Linked DNA regions of Homo sapiens: region 2 is linked to region 1. The links are chromatin contacts, found by Hi-C or POLR2A ChIA-PET in ENCODE. All regions are on one chromosome and are shown on one strand. The core of a region is the stretch at or near the end of the contact, and the rest is flanking DNA. Distances in the headings are between cores, read along the strand shown. Region 1 overlaps TMEM156 (transmembrane protein 156). Region 2 overlaps LOC105374413 (a long non-coding RNA gene).

Region 1 (5,155 bases), core at 2,656-5,155:
ACTGCCTGCCTTTCTCTTTCTTCCCCATCTTCCTTGTACTCACTGCATCTTTGCTGATTTGAGGACATATTTTTGGGCTGCCTGGCCCAGGGTCAAAATTATGAATTGTAAGTGGTTCTGATTCTGGGATTGCTATGTTGTGGTCTTACCTTAGTTACAGCGAGGATAGTGAAACTAATATCAGCATAACCTGTAAGTGAAAGGAATCCTAGAATTTTGGAACTACATGGATAGCTGGAAGCTACCTACTCAAGTTTACCCGTATAATACCTTCATTTCATATATCAAGAAAGAATTCAGGAGAGCTAGTGACCCTGTAACAGTGATGGTCATAATTTCAGCTTTTCAATTCAGGGCAGAATATGTTGTAGAACTCAGCTACACTGCCACATTGCCTTTTATCTGTTGAATAATTTTACTGGGTTTTTACAGTATTTGTTTTCTTTACAGATATCACTTGTTCCATGAAGATCACTTGGTATATTTTAGTTCTATTAGTTTTTATATTTTTGATCATCCTCACTATCCGCAAAATACTTGAAGGCCAGAGAAGAGTGCAAAAGTGGCAGAGTAAGTATAATCCCTGTAGTGCCGAGGAACTCCTGATCTCTTCTATGGATTTCATTTCCTTTTTAGTACAATTTAGCATTTCTTGTGCACCTACTGTGAATAAGTGGTGATTCTTGGTAACTCAAGGAATAAAAACGTAGATAAAACACAGTTCCAGCATGCAAGGAGCTTCATTCATCTTTCTTCTACTCGGGCAAGTAAGAGAAGAAGAAAGACTGGGTGAATAGGAAGAAGCTGATGAGCTGGACATTGAGCAGGGCTTAGCGGAAGTGAGGGCAGAGAGAGAGAGAAGAACAGGAAGTGGGGATAAAGAATTTCAGGCCGAGCGCGGTGACTCATGCCTGTAATCCCAGCACCTTGGGAGGCTGAGGCAGGCGGATCACCTGAGGTCAGGAGATTGAGACCAGCAGACCAGCCTGGCCAACATGGTGAAAGCCCGTCTCTACTAAAAATACAAAAATTAGCCAGGCATGGTGGCGCAAGCCTATAATCTCAGCTACTTGGGAGGCTGAGGCACAAGAATCACTTGAGCCCAGGATGTGGAGGTTGCAGTGAGCTGAGATCGCGCCACTGCACTCCAGCCTGGGCAATGGAGCAAGACTCAGTCACAAAAACAAGAATTTCAGAGTTGGAGATCTTGAGCAGAGTGGCTGTAGGTGACGGGTGTGAGGCAGAGTCGATCTTTAATAAGCATGGGGGTATCAGATTTTTGGCAGGGCTGAGCTAAAGGAAATTAGAAATTAGGAATCAGGACAGTAGGAGCAACGTTAAAAATATTTAATAACTCGTATGACCTAGGCACCCACCTATCAGGATGGACATTGATTGTAAATTACTGGTATGATGCTACCGGTGTGTACCCATGCAAATACTGGCTCTACTGGCATGTCCCCAGTGCATAAAATGGATGACTATCAGGCCCAATGGACAATTCATAATATGAGTAGCTAGTCTCTTAAAGACAGTGCAAGATGTATTACTATAAGAATAGGCACTAAAAATAAATAGATTTATGTTAGAGTCCTAGTACTACCACTTACTAGCTATGTGACATTAAGCAAGTTATTTAAATTATGTGAGCATCCCTTACATCCTCTGTAAAACAAGCATAATCACCACTACCACACAGGGTTGAGGTAAGGAAATACAGAGATTACTTACAAAGTTTACCACAGTGTCTAGTGCATAATTAGTTTTCATTAAAGGACAGTAGTATTGTGGTGGTTGTATGATTTCCCAAGACTCTTTCCTTCTTTACCAGGCAAGGCTGTGTTAGCCATTTCAGTAGGCAGAACAAGTGGTTGCCTCCAGGTTTCAGTAAAGTTGCAATTCATTCTTTTGACTAGGTATTTGTTGCAGATATTTTTGAGAGCAGTTTCATATCAAGTGTTATCATTGATACCTTAGTAATAAAGCCCTTTGTGCAGTGGTTAATAACATAATCAATACTGTTTATTTGTAGAATAACCATTTTCAGAGCATTTTCACTAGATTCTTAAACTGTGTAAACAGGATATATGCTATTTTTATTTTGTAGATAAAAATCCCCTGAGACTTAGAGAGGTTAAGTGTTTATCCAAAGCTGCACAGCTAGTAAAATGTCAGAACTAAGATGTAGGGTATTTAGTTTTGAAAATTCTATTATTTAAAGTAAATGTGTGTTATTTATAAATAGTGTATAGTTCTGAGTTTCTTGACCCATTTTCCCATATGAAAAGCTATAAGCAAAGAGAGATAGAAGTGAGCTAGAAAAAATGTCTAGAAGGAGACCAGTAGTGGGGAGTCAAATTAAATTCTTACAAATATCTGCCCAAATGACAGACTTAGTGATTTTCAAAGGCTTGCAAATCCAAGCATACAAAGTAATAAAAAATGTCACACTACTTAGCACATTAAATGTTATTGAATATTAAACATACATTGAATATTCTTCACATCATATCTATGTATATAATAAGATAAAAATATACTTTTCTGTGTATAAGAGCTGTCGCTTTCCTTTTTTTTTTTTTTTTTTTTTTTTTTTTTTTTTTTTTTTTTTTTGAGATGGAGTCTCACTCTTTCGTCCAGGCTGGAGTGCAGTGGCATGATCTCGGCTCACTGCAACCTCCACCTCCTGGGTTCAAGCGATTCTTTTGCCTCAGCCTCCTGAGTAGCTGGGACTACAGGCATGCACCACCACGCCCAGCTAATTTTTGTATTTTTTAGTAGAGATGGGGTTTCACCATATTGGCCAGGCTGGGTTCGAACTCCTGACTTCGTGATCTCCCTGCCTCAGCCTCCCAAAGTGCTGGGATTACAGGCGTGAACCACCGTGCCTGGCCATGAATGGCTCCATTCTTTTTGGTAATCCTTTGAACCAACATGGGGAATATATGTTAACAATGCGCTTGTTTATCATCTAAATACTTCATTTCTTTTCTGGGAATAGGTCATAGAGACAAACCTACATCTGTTCTCTTAAGAGGAAGTGATTCGGAGAAACTGAGAGCATTGAATGTGCAGGTTCTTTCAGGTAAGTTCTGTGGCATGTAAACAAAACAGCACTCAGGAAATTCCAAAGCTGCATGGTTTCACTACACAGTAAACTCAAGATCTGAGATCTGAGCTTATGTAAATTAGCCTTGTATCTGGAATAACAGAGCTGTGGGCAAATGAAATCCAGTTTAATATGTCTTATTATCAGGGGACAGTAGCAATCTAAACTATCTCCTTAAATAATGGAAAGTTTGCTTAATTGGCAAGAAGAAATTCATGTGAGTAGGCAGAGGAGAGAAAGCAATAGGGATAAGACTTAGATTTATTTTTAAATGAGACAAGATACCATTATTCCCCAGAATTGCAAGAAGTAATTGCAGAGTGGGCATGGCTTTCGCTGGAGCCTTCCCTTAGCAGAGGGTGTCATTGTGTAAAGAGAACTTCTAATAGCCCCAATTAAAAAGCCCCCTGTCCTCTCCTGAGAAACAGAAATGGAATAAGGGAATTCTAATTAGAGCAGTGATGGGGGCTGTTAGCACAGATGTTGTGGTTCAATCCCTTTCTTCTAATTGTGAAGCCTCCTTTTGGATTCAAGCTGTCAAATCACGTTAAAAAGAGAAAGAGAGAGAATGTGACATGGACGAAGCCCTCTTCTTTAGCAGAGAGAAATAATATCCTTGACCGTGAAAACCACAGAATTATGAGTGCTGTTACCAAAGCTCCTTGTACACAGCCAGCGAGTAGGTGCCTTCGTACTTTGTGAGAAGTTAGAAAAAAAAGGAAGCTTCAAGTCTGGCATGTAAACAGTTTTCAAAAATGGGAGGATGCCGAGCAAACCTCCAGTCCCCCACCCTACAGCTGCATCAGTAGCGACATAGAGATTTGCACCGCATTTCACTGGGGACTTTGTTCACTGGGGGCTTTTGTTAGCCATTTAAATTAGCAGATACACGGAACCCTAGCTTGAGTGCACCTAAGGAGCTCAAATATTTTAAAAATTTAGGCTTTCTACCCAGCATTAGCAGTGAAAGTATTAAGCTATGACTGATAATAAGCATTAGCTAAATAATCATTTGACACCAGTTAAATGTGGGGTAAGTTGGTGGAAATTTTGTCCAGTCAATGAAAATCTTATTTGATTAATAAATTAAAAGCTATAACGTTGTTTTCAATGGCAAAATTAATTTTTAAAAGGCAAAAATGGCATTTTTCCCTGGGCTCCCCTCTTACTCAGTACATGTGTCCAAATATGAGGACAGTTTTAACACAGTTCTGTGGGGCTTTTTGGTCACCTTAGGAATTCTGGTCGTTTCTGTTTTCAAGTCGTAATTTTGAGCACTGCTGTCTTGTCTGAGAAAAAGTCTATAGTTCCCCCGTCAACCCATATAGTCGAGGGAATCACAAATTTTAAGTACTAGCTAACCACAAGACTAACCTCGCAAAGTTGTATTTATGAGCCTGTGACTTTCATCCACCAAAGAAACCTGTCTTAGCCATCCTTTCCCTTTCATAGCTCTCACTAAAAATCCTCTGGCTTTATTACCAGGTATATAATATTAATGTTTAGTGTAGGTCAAGGGGTGATGGCCTTTTTAAAACCAAGAACCCTTTTGAGGCTTAGCGTCTTAAAGAGAGAAAGAGGCAGACTCTTTCTTATTTATATTCCTTTAACCTAAATGCAATCTTTTCCTTCCCTATTATGAGTTGCTTTTCTGACAGAGAAAGGGAAAGGAAATCATGTCTCCCTTGAGTGCAGTTTTTAAGGCCTCTCTTTGTAGTGATGGATTATAGGCAGCAGTGAGAATGTACGGGAAAAATGTGTCAGCATGGTTCTCTGGAGATGCAGTAACACGGGTAGAAAAAAAAAATGTAGTTCAAAGCGGTGGTGACTGTGTCACATTCAGCAGAAGCAGCTTGTTGTCAACACTAGCCACACATTCCAGGATGTCTCTCCATTTGTTCATGCATTTAAAAGTGAGTATTGTTCAACACACACACACACACACACACACACACACACACAGAGAGAGAGAGAGAGACAGAGAGAAAGAGAGAGAGAGAGAGATAAATGGGCTCGTACCTCCAAAAGAAGCTTATTCATCCTACA
Region 2 (5,155 bases), core at 788-3,287, 230 kb after region 1:
CATATTGATCTCAAAGCCATAGCAGAATATCATACTACCTTATCATAATAGCAGACATTCATATAACTTACTATGTGTCAGGCACTGTTCTAGGCATTTTACATGGATGACATGCATTCAATCTCACAATGACCCAGTGAGGGAGATCTTATTATTATAATTATTTATAGTGAGGAAACTGAAGTCCAAAGAAGTGCAGAGAACTTAAGTAGATTCCATCATAAGTGGTGAAGCCAGGATTCAAACTCATTCTCCAGCATCCAGGGCTATACTCGTGGTACTGCATTTACTTCTTACTCTTGGTAAGCCCTGTTATTAATTCCGATAATATGCCTGTCTATTCTCAGGTTTTCCATGCAAACAACGATAATAAATACCTTAAAATCAGCTAGCAAACACACAAATGGTTAATGCCATAGTAAAGTGTGTAGGATGTGTGTGTGTGTGTGTGCAGAGTGTGTATGTATGGGGTGTGTATGTGTGAGGTATGTGGAGTGTGTGTGTGTGTAGAGAGTGTGTGGAGGGTGTATGTATGGGGTGTGGGAGGGTGTATGCATGTATTGTGTGTATGTGTGTGTGATTTGTATGTGTGAATGTGTTTTTGTGTGTAGTGTGTGTGTGGATGTTGTTTGGGAGTGTGTGTGTGGATGTGAATGTTTAGGTTCTGTGTGTGTGTGTTTGCGGAGTGTGTGGAGTGTGTAACATGGTGTGTGTATATGTTTGGGGTGTGTGTGTAGATATGTGTGTGTGAGTGTGTGTGTTATGGAGTGTGTGTATATGTATGTTTGGGTGTGTGTGGGGTGTGTGTATAGTGTGTGGGAGGTGTGAGTGCATATTGAGTGTGTGTATATGTGTATGTTTCGGGAGGTTTGTGTGTGGAGTGTGTGTGTAGAGTGTGTGTGTATGGGGTGTGTGTGTGTGGAGTGTGTGTGTATGAAGCGTGTGTGGGGAGTGTGTGTGTAGAATGTGTGTGTGGAGTATGTATGTTTGGGGTGTGTGTAGTGTGTGTGCATGTATGTGTATGGGTGTGTGTGTATATTTATATTTGGGAGTCTGTGTCTGTGGAGTGCATGTGTGTAGAGTATGTGTATAGGTGTGTGTGGAGTGTGTGTATGTTTGGGGGTGTGTGTAGGTGTGTGGAGAGTGTGTTTTGGGGTATGTGTATAAAGTGTGTGTATAGTGTGTGTATAGAGCGTGGTTGTTCCGTGGTATAGAATGTGTGTGAGTATGTATGTTTGGCTCGTGTGTGTAGTGTGCGTGCGGGTGTGTCTATGTTTGTGTGTGTGTAGAGTGTGGTTGTTTGCGATGTGTGTGGTGTGTGTGTAGAGTATGTATGTTTTGGGTTTGTGTATGTGGAGTGTATGTGTGGATTGTGTGCCTGTGTGTATGGGGTGTGTGTGGCGTGTGTGTAGAGTGTATGTTGGGATGTGTGTGTGGAGCGTGTGTGTGCACGTGTGTGTATGTTTGTGTGTGTGTGTAGTATGTGTGTAGTTTGTGTGTGTGTATTTTTGGATGTGTGTGTATGGGTGTGTGTGTAATGTGTGTGTAGTTTGCGCATGTGTGTGTTTATTTGGGTGTGTGTGTGTGGAGTGTGTGTGCATGTTTGGGTGTGTGTCTATTGTGTGCATGTGTATGTATATTGGGGTGTGTGTGTGTGGAGTGTGTGTGTACGTGTATGTTTGGGTGTGTGTGGAGTGTGTGTGCGCGTGTGTGTGTATGTTTGGGGTATGTGTGTGTAGCGTGTCTGTGTGTGTGTTTGGATGGGGAACGTTATAAAGAGCACCATTCTCAAAGCGCAGGGAATTCGCGAGCCCTGGGGATCGCTGGTCTACTTCCTAAGCAGCAAGGAATGTTATGCATTTCAGCGCTTGCTAAGTCAGTGCGTCCTCAGAGAGGGCTTGCAGGCTCCAGGGAGGCCTGCATAAGGAGTGAGGCCTGGGCCAAGCCCAACAGAAAGTGTCAAATAACAGGCCTGCCCCTTCCCCACCCTCCACCCCCAGATTTGGGCTGAATCAAAGGGCCATTCAAGCCCCTCCCTTTCACAGGCCGAGGCCATCAGCGGGCCATCCCCTGAGGCTGAAACGCAGCAATCCCACGGGCTTCTGCTCCAAACAGGCTTGTATTTGAAACCACAATATACTTGGCTCTAGTTTTACACACATTACTTTCCTGGTGCTAAAAAAAAAAAAAAAAAAAAAGGAATTACAAGAATGAAAGGGAGAGTTCTTGGGAGATAGGGAATTCTTTTTCCAGTCTAGTGAATGCGGTTAATAAGTGGAAAAATAAAACTACTCTCCGTGAAGGGTCTTTGGAAGGGTTACCAGGACACGACAATTAAAAACAAATTAAAAGGCTGTATCATTCACTCAGCCTCAGTCGCCTCCCACAGTCCTGAGGGAAATGAATCTGCTTCAGTGCATTGGAGGGGTAACCGCTCTTCCTGAATGGTGTCGGGTAGGAGGAGGGATACCTGTGTATGTTCCTCTGTGGCGTCCCAAATGCTCCTTCATGAATTGAGGAATTGACTGGACAGTCATTCCCCTAGACCTCACTACAAATTAGACTTTTGTTCACCTGTTTCAAACGAATGTTTTTTAGTGCTTTGCATAGTGTGAAAAACAATAACAAACCCCAGGGTTTGGGTCATCTTGGATGAGTCACTTGAATCTCTGTGGCTCTCAGTTTCCTCTCTGTAAAATGAAAGTGTAAACTAGATCAGTGGTTTTCAAACAGTACTCTCCTGAGTCCTCCCTGAAGCTAGAACAACTAGGAGGAAGAGAAATGGAAGAATTAACTGAGCAATTTAGCCCGTTTGCGTCTGTCGTCTTTGACTTCAGACCATTTTCAATACAATCTGGTTGAGCAGTTAATTCTAACAAACCTGGTTCTGGGATTTGCTAATCTCTCAACAATTCCAGGTGACTCCCAAAGCAGGAGCCACAGTCTCTGCACGGGCTTGACCCATATTGTCATGTTTTGGAAGGTGTGGAAGATTCCTGCCAACATCATAGCATCATGTTATTCTCAAGGAGACTAAGGAAGACTTAAAACAACCCATGTGGGTGCAGAAGGTGGCCCCGTGGCCTGTGTTGAAGTGGGATCTCACAGATCCACATTGTATTTTCACAAATACATGTGAGATTTTCCACGAGATTCTGCAAGAATTTCCCTGTGAGTCCTTTCTTGAGTTCCAAAGTTGGGTAATGATGAAACAGAAGAGTTCCCTGACCCCTCTCACAGGACGTGAAACAAGGGTGTGGCTTGTCTGTTAGATTGCTGACACCACTCAAACCCCTTACAGGATGGAAAGCATGCAGATGGGCAGGTGCAGGAGTCCAAGTGGGCACGTGTTACAATGTGCTCTTTTAGCCGTCTGCGAATGGCTTGAGTGTTAGCGAGCAAGGGCAGAGGGCCAGTGTGACAGCTTTATGTATCCCAAGCTCTTGTCCAGCATCCTGGAAGAACTGGGTCACACATGCACTTGAAGGATAAATGTGGGGGTCTTACTGAATGGCGGAGGTGGCTCTCAGCAGGATGGATGGAGAACCTGAAGGGAGGACGGAGTAGGAAGATGGGCTTCTCCTGGAGTTTGGCCTTCCGGCAGCTGAACCGCCCCGGGCTAAACTCTTAGTGTTGAGACATTCCTCCTCTTCTCTCTTTCTGCCGCAGCATTTTGACATTCCTCTGCTTGTCTCCTTGTCTGCCCATCTGCTTCTGGAACCTGGGGGTTTGGGGTTTATATGGGTACAGGATAGGGGGGCATGGCGGGCCAAAAGGCAAATTTTGCATTCAAAAACAGAAATGCCTGTTTCCATTTAGGGCCGAGGGTCTCTGGACTTCAGGGTGGGGCCTTTGCCAGGGAACCACCCTCTTCTACCCAGTATTTCCCTGTCTCCTATCCATATCAATGAGGCTTTTCCTGTTTTCTAAAATGCTTCAGTTATTCACTAGTCTAGAAGTTAAAATCATTAGAGTTGTTGCTTGTTAACCTACTCTATGGATCCTCTCTCTTGTCTTGAGATCAGAAACCATGGCTTTTCACTATGAATCCCCAGACCTGGCAAAGTCCTTGCCCTACAGAGGTGACTGTTTTCCAAAAATAGAAACAGCAGTATTTCCAGTTTCACATGTTTTTCCACAAACTTTCCATTTCCCATCATGAGGCAGAATCTATTCGTCTTCTCCAGAGACTCAGGATTGGGGAAGGGCTGACTCCGTGACTGTCTTGATAATTGGAATGCTACAGATTGCTTGACTTCCAAGGCTATGTTATAAAAAGCAATTAGGCTTCTGCCTGCAGCTCTCTCCCTAGGGATGTTCACCCTTGAAACCAGCCACTGGGTTATGAGGAAGCCTCAACTAGCTCATGTGGAGGGTGAAAGATGCCCCCAGCCAACAGCCAGCTTCACCCACCAGGATAGATGAGTGAATTAATGAGCCTTCAGTTGATCCCATCCTCCAGTTCTCAAGTCTTCCAGCTGAATCCTCAGACATTGCAGAGCAGAGACGGGGTATCCTTGGTGTGCCATGGCCAAGTCTTAACCCACACAGTTGAGTCTCTGAGCATAATAAATGGAGTACACCACTAAGCATTGGGGTTATTTGAATCCATAATAACTGCAACAATGGTGGATGACAGACACTGAATGCATTAATGAACGATTGGCCATGGGCTCTCTCAAATTCCTGAACCCACCTCGGGAGTAGAAAAGATAAGAGGTATCCTAGCATATCAGTGGAAGGGTACTGTGTTTTTCTAAAGTTTTAAGGCATAAATATTTATATTTATAAATATCCAATACTACAGTAGAAATGATTCTTTTAAAAGTCAGCGTCCTATTAAGCCGTGAAAAGACATGGAGGAAACTTAAATGCATATTACTGAGTGAAAGAAGCCAATCTGAAAAGGCTGCACACTGTGTGATTCCAACTATATGACATTCTGAAAAAAGCAAAACTATGGAGGCAGCGAAAATGTCAGTGGTTGCCAGGTGCTAGCTAGGGAGGACAGGAAGAGTTGGCGCACAGGGGATTTTTAGGGCAGTGAAACTATTCTATACGACACTGTAATAGTGAATACATGTTGTCATACACTTGTTAAAACCTGTAATATTTGGGTGACGATGATGTGTCAATGTAGATTCATCAACTGCAA

Evidence for each region. A loop is a pair of places that touch in the nucleus more often than their neighbours do. ChIA-PET counts read pairs that join two places held with the same protein, here RNA polymerase II (POLR2A). Pooled maps may share reads with other maps.
Region 2: a loop to region 1 is called in a map with no recorded cell type, with 5 times the contacts of the local background. The contact joins two enhancer-like sites. A Hi-C loop is called at or near these places in 1 of 168 maps with a recorded cell type or tissue (B cell), 6 of 37 single-sample maps with no recorded cell type and 4 of 50 pooled maps. POLR2A ChIA-PET finds 5 or more read pairs at or near these places in 1 of 52 experiments (PC-9).

Annotation. Positions count from the first base shown.
Region 1 is chr4:38,984,266-38,989,420 of GRCh38, reverse strand. TMEM156 (transmembrane protein 156) reads left to right here. Exons shown (of 7, transcript NM_024943.3): 4 at 451-570; 5 at 3,002-3,085. Among named protein-coding and RNA genes, the nearest start is that of TMEM156, 46 kb to the left of the region's middle. RefSeq lists an enhancer at 643-1,142. Within about 2 kb of position 3,905, at least 2 of the 41 ENCODE cell types and tissues checked have a DNase peak (open chromatin) inside an H3K27ac peak, as active enhancers do.
Region 2 is chr4:38,749,998-38,755,152 of GRCh38, reverse strand. LOC105374413 (a long non-coding RNA gene) reads right to left here. Exons shown (of 6, transcript XR_925231.2): 5 at 4,414-4,559; 6 at 2,102-3,721. Among named protein-coding and RNA genes, the nearest start is that of TLR10, 30 kb to the left of the region's middle. Within about 2 kb of position 2,037, at least 25 of the 41 ENCODE cell types and tissues checked have a DNase peak (open chromatin) inside an H3K27ac peak, as active enhancers do.